2 separate regions of the Homo sapiens genome follow, and region 2 is linked to region 1. Evidence: read pairs that join two places in POLR2A ChIA-PET (ENCODE). Cell type or tissue: Panc1. All regions are shown on one strand. Each heading gives the region's core, and the rest is flanking DNA. Links, peaks and the distances in the headings are about the cores only.

Region 1 (5,385 bases), core at 109-5,108:
CCTGTGGTAAATGCCCAGGAAATATTGCTGACTCACTGACTTTGATTAGGAGCTCAGTCTTGCACTGGAGTCTCAATATTTAGCATCTTGTGTCTTTGAGCTATTAAACTATGGTATTGATTGACATTAGGCTCGCAGTCATGGCCGTTAGTTTCCTGGCTAATTTCTGATTTAAGTAGTTTTCCTGGCAAAGTAGATGTGCTTCTATAATTGCTATTGATTTTGAGGGCTGTAGGCTCTTCCTACACCACTGGGCCTAGAATCTGGCACTAATGCATTGTCTGGAGCCTTTGTTCTCACCCTTCGCTTGTGCAGAGCCTGGAGCCTGCGGAGACATTTTTCATTAAAGGAGAGCGGGATTGTCACAAAAGGAGTCTCAGGCTCTAGTGGGCTGCTTTAAACAACCATTTATTCCACAAAATATTAATTACCTACTGTGTTCCACTCATAGTTATGAGCACTAGGGATACAGCAGTGAACAAAACAGACCCCCGCCAAAAATAAAATCCCTGCTCTTTAGACCTTAAATCTGGCGGAGAGAGAAGGAAAAGAGACAAAATAAGTGAATTGTTGGATTTTAAACTTTATATTTTCCCAAATTAATACTAGTTTCTAAACTTGGTGGGAGTTCATTTCCCCTTTAATCCAGCTGTTCCACAGACCTAAACTTCACATTTTACCTACCTCGGGGAAGTTTTGCTTAAAATTATGGTGTCTTAAGCTGCCTTCCAGATTCAATTGTGAGAATTAAATAGAAATGGAATGTTCCTCTTTTTTTTCACATGAGAATCCTCTTCACTTGCCCTGGTGCCACACCCTATTCTAGTTGTAGGCCACACCAGAGGAAATTCCAGTCCTTCAAAAAAATTCTTTCCACCCATTCACTGCCTGGTATCTTTTTTCTTCTGCTGTTGCCAGAGGCAGTCCTCATCTACTTTCTCCAGGGACAGGTCAGCAGTAGGGGTCAGGAGATGCCCATATTTGTCCTTCTGGGTGGTTCTACCAGATGACTTCCAAATCTCCCTTCTAGGGTACACCCTGAAGCTGTTTTTTTTTTTCTTTTTTTTTTCTTTTGAGATGGAGCCTGGCTCTGTCACCCAGCCTGGAGTGTAGTCGCACGATCTCTCCTCACTGTAGCCTCCGCCTCCCAGGTTCAAGTGATTCTCCAGCCTCACCCTCCCGAGTAGCTGGGATTACAGGTGCCTACCACCATGCCGGGCTAATCTTTGTATTTTTAGTAGAGACAGGGTTTCATCATGTTGGCCAGGCTGGTCTGGAACTGTTGAGCTCAAGTGATCCGCCTGTCTCGGCTTCCCAAACTGCTGGGATTACAGGCGTGAGCCACTATGCCTGGCCCACCCTGAAGCTTTTAATCCAGCTGAGCTCAACTGGACAGGTCGGTAGCACCCAAGTGGCCTGAGTTTTACCCCAGGTGTGGTGTAGAAATTTCTTATTCTAGGGAGTGACTGTGTTATGGAGCCCTTTGTCCATGTCCTTTGTCTCCCTGCCACACCCAGGCTATACACTCACAGCTCAGAGGAAATCAGAGTCCTAAGGCCACTCGTACATCCTGCCTCTTTGCTGCCTTCTTGCTAGGAGTTGTAGGTTACGTTCCCATGTGGTCCTATGGACAGAGCTAGGGTCCAAGTATCCCTGACAGCACAGAGGTGGGGGGCATGGCTATATGTTGATAAGAGGCTGCCCTGAAGCGACCTGCTGGGCTTTGCTAAGATTTGCAGAAGTTGGTGATTTAAGCCTCCAACTCTGAATGCACGGAACTGGAACTGCATTCGAAATGTCCAGTCTGAGGGAGAGAGAAAATTGAGGAAGGAGAGTGTGTTGGAAAAGAAGAAAAAAAGACTTTCTAATATAGAAAGACCCAGTGTGTGTAAACCATCCCAAGATGAAATTGAATGCCTATCGTGTGCCAGGCACTGTGCTCAGACCTATGAGGAAACAGGAGGGAGTTAAGTTGGAAACCCTGTGGGCGGATAATACGGAAGACAGACTTTACACATGTAACTCTAATGTTGCACAGACACACAAAAAGCTGCAGAAGCACAGGGCAAGGAGGGGTGTGTGAGAAAGGCGGCATTTATGATTTCCTGTATCCTAAAGACTCATTCAGATGTCAGCTAATTAAGATTGAGGTTCCTGGTGGAGGGAACTTAGAAAGTGCTGAGCGTGTTTGGAGAAGAGTTAACAGTCCAGTTAACTCTTCTGTGCAGGATGCGTGTATGCATGTGTGTGTGTATAGAAGATATTTAAGGAAAGGTAGGTAAGTCCACAGTGTGGAAGGTCTTGAATGCTGACATTAGACTTTTTTCTGTAGGCGGCCAGGCCCTGTTGAAAATACAATATGTGGGCCATAAAACACTGAAATTGAGTTGCAGACTTGAAGGCCTGGATTTCCCAACCCTGAAAGTGCTTCATGCCAAGTGACATCATTCTTCCTGCCGGTCTCTTTCCACCCACTCCAACCCCAGATCAGGATACCAGCAGAGAGAGGCTGTGAGAGCATGAAGCTGCAACAAGTCAGTAGGGAGCAAACAAATATTGATTCAGATCAGGCCACAGAAGAGACAAGCTGGAGCAAGTGCTGTGTGTCCCTCCTGCTCAGTTTGATCGAGGTCACTGGGCCGAATTCCAGGAATTCTGGGGAATGAGTTGGCCCTGTGACTCAGTCATTAATCAAGACCATAAAACCAAGGAGAAGAATATCTGCTTTCAAAAAGGTTCTGATAAATAAAGATGCAGTAGGTGGGTGGAGGATGGAGTACAGTGGGAACCCCTCTCCTCACCCAGTACATTTTTTTTTTTTTTTTTTTTTAGTTTAAAATTCCAGTGTGGCCTGTAGACTGTGTGTCCAGGACTGTGTACAGTAAGAGCTTTGATGGAGAACCCAACTCTCCACACTCCCACCTCTACCCATTTTTGCTTTAAAATCTTCATTTGAATCACCAGTCCCTGATTGATTCACCATGGTTGCTAAGAATCTGTTTTGCGGTAACGCATCAACACTCCACGTTTAAACTGTGAAGTGGGTGTGTCCACAAAACTTCTGGATTAGACTCAGATTTGCCTGTGCAGACCAGCCCTGTTGCAGTATGTTTTTGTTTGTTCAGATTAACATTTGGGCTTTTTGGAACTGGTTCTTAATTTAGTTCAGTAGAATGTGTTTTTACTATTTGAAGTGTTGACTTTTAAGTTTTCTTTTGTTTGTTTGTTTTAACCTTTTTGTAAACTTTTACTCTTCTTTTTGGGAGTAAAGTTAAAACTGCTTCACTTGTCCTTTTTTTGTTTGTAACTGCACTTTCGTAGTGAAGCAATAGAATACAATAAAATCTATAGAGTTTTTTTTTTTTTAATAAGGACAAACCCTTAAATTATTAGGTTGGTACAAAAGTTAATTGTGGTTTTTGCCATTAAAAGTAATGGCAGTTATTTTTGCACCAACCTAAATAATATAGTCCTTATGTTAAATGTAAATGACTTGTTTCTCAATAACTGCACTGATTTCATTAATGATCAGCCTTGCACTGTGAGCTTTTTTAGCCAGGCATTCACAGTCTCATTTATCAGCCTTTTCAAGGCAGAAGAAACTGTTCTTTTCATTAGGGTGGGGCCAAGTGACCTGTTTTCCTACCCAAGTAGTGAATGATTTTAAACCAGTTTGAGGTGGGTATGGCTCTTATCAGTGAGTCTCCCTGTACCTCTAGTTTATTTCCTTAAACAGAAAAACGTTCTCTGATAAAGGGTCATTTTAATGATGTTGTCTAGTGACCCTGCCCTCCCTGGGAATGGAAGGCACGGCACTGATGTGTATGTAGATGTACTCATCAACAGATTGAATTTGCTGATTTTTTTTTTTTTTTCTTGTTGGAGAGTTGAAACCAGTCGGCAAGCTGGGTGAGGTTGAAGTGTTGGAAAGAGTGGTGCAAACTGCCATTTTCATGTTCTTTAGAGAAGTCTGCCAGAAAAGGAGTAGTGGTTCTGTTTTTAATGGATTTATGAGTTTTATACGGTGATGAGGAGTGAGTAGAGGTGAAATTGTCTCATACAGCATGTAGGCTTTATTTTTTATTTTCATTCAAAACAGTAAGTACACTGAAGTCAGAGTAGTTGTTTTCAGTAAGAAAATTCTGCCTCCAGAGCAAATGTTTTGGTGAATAGATAAATATGAGTACTGAGTCCCAATCATTTTGGCTCATAGGTTCCCCAGTATTTCCATAGGCAAGCTTAACTTTGCACCATTCAGAGACTTATATTTTAGGTTCCCCACAGGGCACCCCACTGGACGTGGCTCATTTTCCAGCCTGTAGTCTTGTTCTTCTGCCACCCTGGGGCATTATTCCTCTTCCCCTCTCCCCAGGCCTTCCCCCTTGCTTCTTGGCTGGAACCTCCCATGGTGATTCACCCTTCTCAGCCTAGGCAGACAGCACCTCCCTGTTAAGCCCTTAACTAATCCCGCTCTGATGGCTGTGATCTTTCTCTCTGTGTCTTAATCACTTGGAATAAAGAACCATTGTGGTGAGGTTGAAAGGGCATTGGCCCAGGAGTCTGGGGATCTGGGTTTTGGCCCTGCCTCAGCTACTTAATTCACTGGGTGACCCTGGACTAGACTCTCAGTGTGTCACAGAGGCACGAAGGGAAGAGAGCTCAAAGGTCCTGCAGGGTGGAAGTCTGCATTTCACAGTTTTATAAGTGTCTTTTGTATCCTTTAATATAGTGCAGGCTCAGCGTATGCTTGGTATGGGTTCGTTGATTAATTCCTTGCGTATTACCAGTGTTTGTAACCTACAGTAGCACTGCCAAGACTTCCTTTTCCTGCTTTCAAGGATAGCAGCACACTGACACATTCTCATTAGTCAAATATGCTATATTAAACTAATGTTTTAACAAACAGTGAATCGCAAAGCCAACTGTTCCTTCCAGCGAATAATAGATCATATGCAAAATGACTTTGCATTGCTAGGGGATTTGATGGAGTGAAGAAGCAAGCACTGTATTTTATTTCTTTTTATTTTGTTTTGTTTTTTGGACATAACCTCAAGATTTTATTGTCCTCATAATAAAACAAAAGATGATGCTTAGAACTGGATCACTTGGCCCTTTCTTTTGTTATCTCCTCCCAGTTGAAAATGTTTGCATGTCTTAACAGCCAGCATTTTCTTAGATCTGCAGATGGGGTCAGCACACTCAAGCCTCAGCACAACCTCCTTTGTAATTTTACCCGTTTTCCAGAAAATTGCCTTAGTCTACCCACCATAGTCACTCTGCTTCTTGTCATAACGCCGCTTTCCCTGGGCATACAGGGAGTCCTGGTATTGTGCCGTTTTGTGGGGTTGGTGCTTGCCACACTTCTTACAGAAAGCCCAGTGGGTT
Region 2 (5,385 bases), core at 62-5,061, 190 kb before region 1:
TTCATTATAAACCAGCATGGTGTGATGTAAGCACCTTAAGTTTATTTCCTTGTGTGGAATTTCCCAGTGGGGTTTGATAATATTCAGCAGTTTCAGAAGCGATAAAGGAGTTTGAAAAGAAAATCTGATGGGAGCTGGTAAATGAAATTAGAGCCATATCTTTTTCAACAGAGATCTTTAAAGATTTGCATACCGCCTATTTTGTATATATCTAAGAAATTGTACCTCCATTGCATTCACAGCCACGTTTGCCCTAGACACAAGATTATGAAAAATCCTCCTCCTCTTAAGTTGCATCCGTAACATCAAGCAACTTTTGAAAATGATATTGTTTAACAAAACAATTGGTTTGATAGAAATCCATTTCAAAAGCAATGTTTCTACCACAAGCAAAATCTCGTAAAACAGAAGCATTTTGTTTCCACTATTGCAGAGAAACAAAGTTGTTTAAGATGAGTTAAGATGTCTCAGGGTTTTGGCAGTCTTTCTAAGCCCCCTGCTGCTGTTACGTTCAGAATCCCTTTTGAAGTGGCCTGGAAGTTTCTATGCAATTTCAGTGGCTGCTTAGGGGAAATATTGGCTAAACTGCTCATTTCGACTGTTAAGATGGATCGAGTGTTTTCAGAATGTTTTCGTTTGCTAGAAATATGTTTTGCACTGGGGCTTCTCTTGTTGAAGAAGGTTGGTTACCAGCCATCTGAAGATGCCTCAGGGTGTTTACAGAAAATGTGGGTGCTGTAGTTATATTTGAGCACAGCCCTCCCCCAACAAAGATAGTGTGGTAATCAGCAGGAATGTGAAAACATGTATTTAAGGATTGATGCTTGTAAAAGAGGCGCTGTAAAGAAACATGGTTGTTCAGATGTAAGAAATGACTGACAGCTCTCTTTGTAGGCATGCTAGTAACAATAAAGTCTAGAAGTTCAACATCAAAGCGATCACAGCTTACTCCACCAGTGACTTGCACATCAAAGAGGGAGCACAAGACAAAGGAAGTGCACTGAGGTATGTTTCTGCCTCATAGCCAGATCCTCAGGGGGAGCTCCCAGAGCTCCTTTCATGAATGCATAGTGATTTTTGCAGATCAGCGTCTTCATTTCATAAATGACCAGGAATATAAAAGCAGGGCAAATGAACGCCATAATTGCTGGCATCACTTTAAGTTTGGTTCGGAAAGATTCATCACAGGAGCGATTGGTCTCTCTGGTTTCCTTGAGTAGTGAATTCTATACCAGTGTGGGCAACTCTAACTTCACCTAATGTAGTACAGGGAATTATTCACAAAATAAGAGAAAACAAAGTGGATACATTTCAAATTGGTGGATTGGAATTATGCTTGAGAACATAAAACTGGACCTAAGTTAGTGCAGTATGCCTCTTTTTTCTTTCCTGTTGATTGCTTAATTTTTTGAGATTAACCTTGTGGGTGGATGTCTGCTGAATCAGGTGTGCATTACTTAACAGGTGTGTGACATAATGAAATTTAGACCTGTTAAACCAGCTCTTAATTAATCACCAGATCTATGCTTCAGTTCTCTAACTCAAATCATGTGTACTCCAAAATGCCAAAAGTAGAACAGGAAGAAGAGTCTGGGTTTGACTTTCTTCCCTCTCTCTTGATATTACATTGAAAATAAAATTAACCATGCAAGTATTATGAGTGGTTTTAAATAATGTGCTTTTTTTTTTGCTTGCCTTTGAAATTTAAAGTTCTTTTATAGTTCATCTTCAGTAATTTACTCATTTTTAAGTGCTATTGAAAAATAGTAGTGCTCTGTGTAGTCATTAATAAATACAAAGCAGCTTTCTCAAGGCTCTAGGGAGACCTAATAAACACAACTGTGTTACTAATTGATGCTATACTGAGCTGACAAAAGTAGTGCATCGGTAAACAGAAGTTAGAAAGCAAGAAGTTAAAGAACTATAGGGGATTATGTAGACATCAAGGGTTGAAAATTATAATAAGGCCTCTTTAGGGGAGCATTAATTTGCATGGGGCTGAATTAGGACAACCAATTATTTCTGAGGACACTACTAAGAGCTCATCCAAAATACCCCCAAAGTGAAAGGTTTGGGAAAGAGTTGGGACTTAGGTGAGATGGAGGGGGCACTGAGCATGTCATATTTCCTATAACTCATGGTAGTTCAATAGTTTTCTCAATAGCATGTTAGAATAGCTAGTTTTCTTTGTTAGGAGAAAATGCTGATGAAATCAACAGTACTGTAATTTCTTTGTTCTATACACACAGTTTATGTTGAACTACCACAATGGAATTTTTTTTTTTAAGCAGGAAGGGCAGGAGAGTGGAGACAGAAATAAACCTTTTAAATCTTCTTTACGTGAACCCCACAAGGACATAAGCATTTAGCAGATTAGAGAGCGTTTGGATTTATAGATACTATCCTCTACAGTAGTGGTCTTCAATGTGTGATCCAGGGACCCCCTGCGGGGCCCCAAGGCCCTCTCAGAAGCTCCAAGAGATAAAAACCAGTTCCATAACAATACTGAGGCATTGTTTCCCCTTTTTACTACGGTGACCATTTGTATTAATGGTGCAAAGCATTGGTGGGTAAAACTGCTGGCACCTTAGCAGGAAGCAGGACGGTAATGCCAAGCTGTACCAGCAGTCATGGTATTCTTCATTACTGTGCAGTTGCTGTTAAAAAAAAAAAAAAAAAAAAAACCGGGCGCGGTGGCTCACACCTGTAATCCCAGCACTTTGAGAGGCCGAGGCAGGCGGATCGATCACAAGATCAGGAGATCGAGACCATCTTGGCTAACATGGTGAAACCCCATCCCTACTGAAAATACAAAAAATTAGCTGGGCATGGTGGCGGGCGCCTGTAGTCCCAGCTACTCAGGAGGCTGAGGCAGGAGAATGGCTTGAACCTGGGAGGTGGAGCTTGCAGTGAGCCGAGATTGTGCCACTTAACTCCAGCCTGGGCAACAGAGCGAGACTCTGTCTCAAAAAAAAAAAAAAAAGTTTCATTTAAGAATGTGCTTGATGAAGCAGAAAAATTTATTAACTTTATTAAATTTTGACCCTCAAGTCCATACCTTTTTAATGTTCTTTATGACAAAATTGGAAGTTTGCATAAAGCACTTCTGCTTTATACTACTAAGTACCATGTTTGTCTCCAGGGAAAAGTACTTGTGTCATTGTTTGAGTTAAGAGCTGAACTAGCTGTTTTTTGAATGGAATGCCACTTAATAGAATAACAGACTATAATTATTCAGATGTGGATATGTTTCATATATTTTCTCAAAAATGAACTTTGAGTCTGTTATCTCCTGAAAAACAGTTCACAGTATTTACTGCCCATACATTCAGGCAAAAATCTGAATTTTGGAAAACTTGTATCCAACCCCAGGAATCTGACAGCTTCCCAATACTTAAAAACTTTTCTGATGGTATGGGTAGTGATATTAATCAACATAATTCCTTGATATAACCACATCTAATAATGAAATGTGTCAAAATCTGGAAGATATACAAAACCCAGTGAACCAGTAGTTTCCAAGTGACCCATGGATGATATTATAAAAATATATGTAGGTAAATGATCCACTCAAAGTGCAAAATATACCGGTGTATTTTAATTTAACAAAGTACAAAAAGTCAGTGATATGGCTTCAGGTTCCATATTCTAACTAATCTTTAAGAAACTACCACTTGTTGAGTTTTAGTGTAGTACCACAGAAGAATATCCAAAATTATCTGAAAAGGCTATTATAATACCTCTCCTTTTTCTAGCTACATATCTTTGTGAGGCCAGATTTTCTTCACATACATCAACCATAAGAGCATAACACAACAGATTGAATGCAGAAGCAGCTATGAGAATCTACTTGTCTTCTTTTAATAGCCAGATATAAAAAGATTCACAAAAATGTAAAATAATGGTATTCTTCATGCTAACTTTTTGTCTTATAAAATATACTTATTTTTATATGTTAATATGCAATGTGTTTATTACTATTATTTTAAGTTGAATTATAAGTAAATTGTGTAAATGTTCCCAGTTTTAACTTCTAATATGGCAATGACTGATGTATAACCTACAAAAACAAAAGCTGTTTGCAGCTTTTTTTTTTTTTTTTTTGGAAACAGAGTCTCACTCTGTCACCCAGGCTGGAGTACAGTGGCGCGATCTCGGCTTGCTGCAACCTCCACCTCCCAGGTTCAAGTGATTCTCCTGCCTCAGCCTCCCGAGTAGCTGACATTACAGACACGCACCACCACACCCGGCTAATTTTTGTATTTTTAGTAGAGACAGGGTTTTACCATGTTGGCCAGGCTGGTCTCGAACTCCTGACCTCAGGTGATCCGCCTGTCTCAGACTCCCAAAGTACTGGGATTACAGGCGTGAGCCACCACACCAGGCCTCTTTGCAGTTTTTAGAAGCATAAAAGTATACAGAGACCAAAAAGTTTGAGAGCTCTTGCTCTACAATTTACTGTAGGAGACATAGTCTGAAAATTGTATGACAAAGCACAAGGTAACAATAGAAGGGGCTTTAAATTCAGACAGATTTATCAGATGAGCTATAAATTATATTAAAGAAAGCACTTTCAAACATGAATTCAAGAGCAAATTTTGTAATCCTCGTTTTCTTTATAATGTCTTCATCTTTCATAACAGTGGAAGACCAGAATCTTTGGTGATATTCTATTTTCAGAGATTTTTGTTTTTGTTTTTTTTATTAATATAGCAAAGACCTGGGCATAAAATTTGTGGTTTACAGAGGCTTTACAGTTTATCTTTAATCATCTGCAACCTATATTAGCAAAAATAGTACTAGTAAATGATGGCTGTTTTTCTTTTTGTTTTGGGCTGGTGTGGAGGAAAAAGCTTTTATACAATTAGTACCACTTCCAGAGCTATCCCAGCTCCTGAAAGATGTGAAACTTTTGTCATGAATGTAGGCACCTTGGAGAATTTTATCACTGTGTGTAGAGATGGAAAGCCCTTGCAGGCCTGCGACCATGCAAGTGATGGGCACCTTAACACATACACCATTCACTCCCCCTCAGACCTTCTCCAAGGGGGAAGAGTTCTGCCCAGATAGCTGTCAGCACCTGAGTGTGACAAGGAGGCTAAGCCCTCGACTAACAGATACACTTGGCAGAATCAGTTCCATTACACTAATTAAATATGTGAAAGCCCAACCTTCCCTGAAATTTCTTGTGAAAAATAACATGCAGTTAGAAAGCAATGCCCAAATACTTGTCCTTAATTTTATAATCACTTTGTTGGCATCTAACATATAGACATTCACATTGCCCTTTGTGGCTGGGCCATCTGCCTCTTTGTTATTATCAAATAGGGGGCATTCAGGTCTTGCATTCCATTTGGTTTCCTATCAAAAGGCTGTCCATTGAGT

What was found. Peaks named below come from ENCODE experiments on the same cell type or tissue, not always from the same donor. Only the 100,000 strongest peaks of a DNase experiment are listed, where the experiment ranks them.
Region 2: POLR2A ChIA-PET joins it to region 1 with 12 read pairs; 5 of 35 experiments call an interaction of 5 or more read pairs at or near these places.

Annotation. Positions count from the first base shown.
Region 1 is chr15:60,390,388-60,395,772 of GRCh38, reverse strand. All of the region lies in intron 1 of ANXA2 (annexin A2), which reads left to right. It also overlaps the pseudogene RPL36AP44. Among named protein-coding and RNA genes, the nearest start is that of ANXA2, 4.9 kb to the left of the region's middle. RefSeq lists enhancers at 1,835-3,034, 4,182-4,773. In Panc1, for the core only: no CTCF peak of the experiment used is centred there; DNase peaks (open chromatin) are centred at 2,602 and 2,986; H3K4me3 peaks cover 4,845 bases; H3K27ac peaks cover 5,000 bases.
Region 2 is chr15:60,576,364-60,581,748 of GRCh38, reverse strand. All of the region lies in intron 2 of RORA (RAR related orphan receptor A), which reads left to right. All of the region lies in intron 3 of RORA-AS1 (RORA antisense RNA 1), which reads right to left. Among named protein-coding and RNA genes, the nearest start is that of RORA-AS1, 100 kb to the right of the region's middle. RefSeq lists enhancers at 369-1,195, 5,042-5,385. In Panc1, for the core only: no CTCF peak of the experiment used is centred there; no DNase peak of the experiment used is centred there; H3K27me3 peaks cover 249 bases.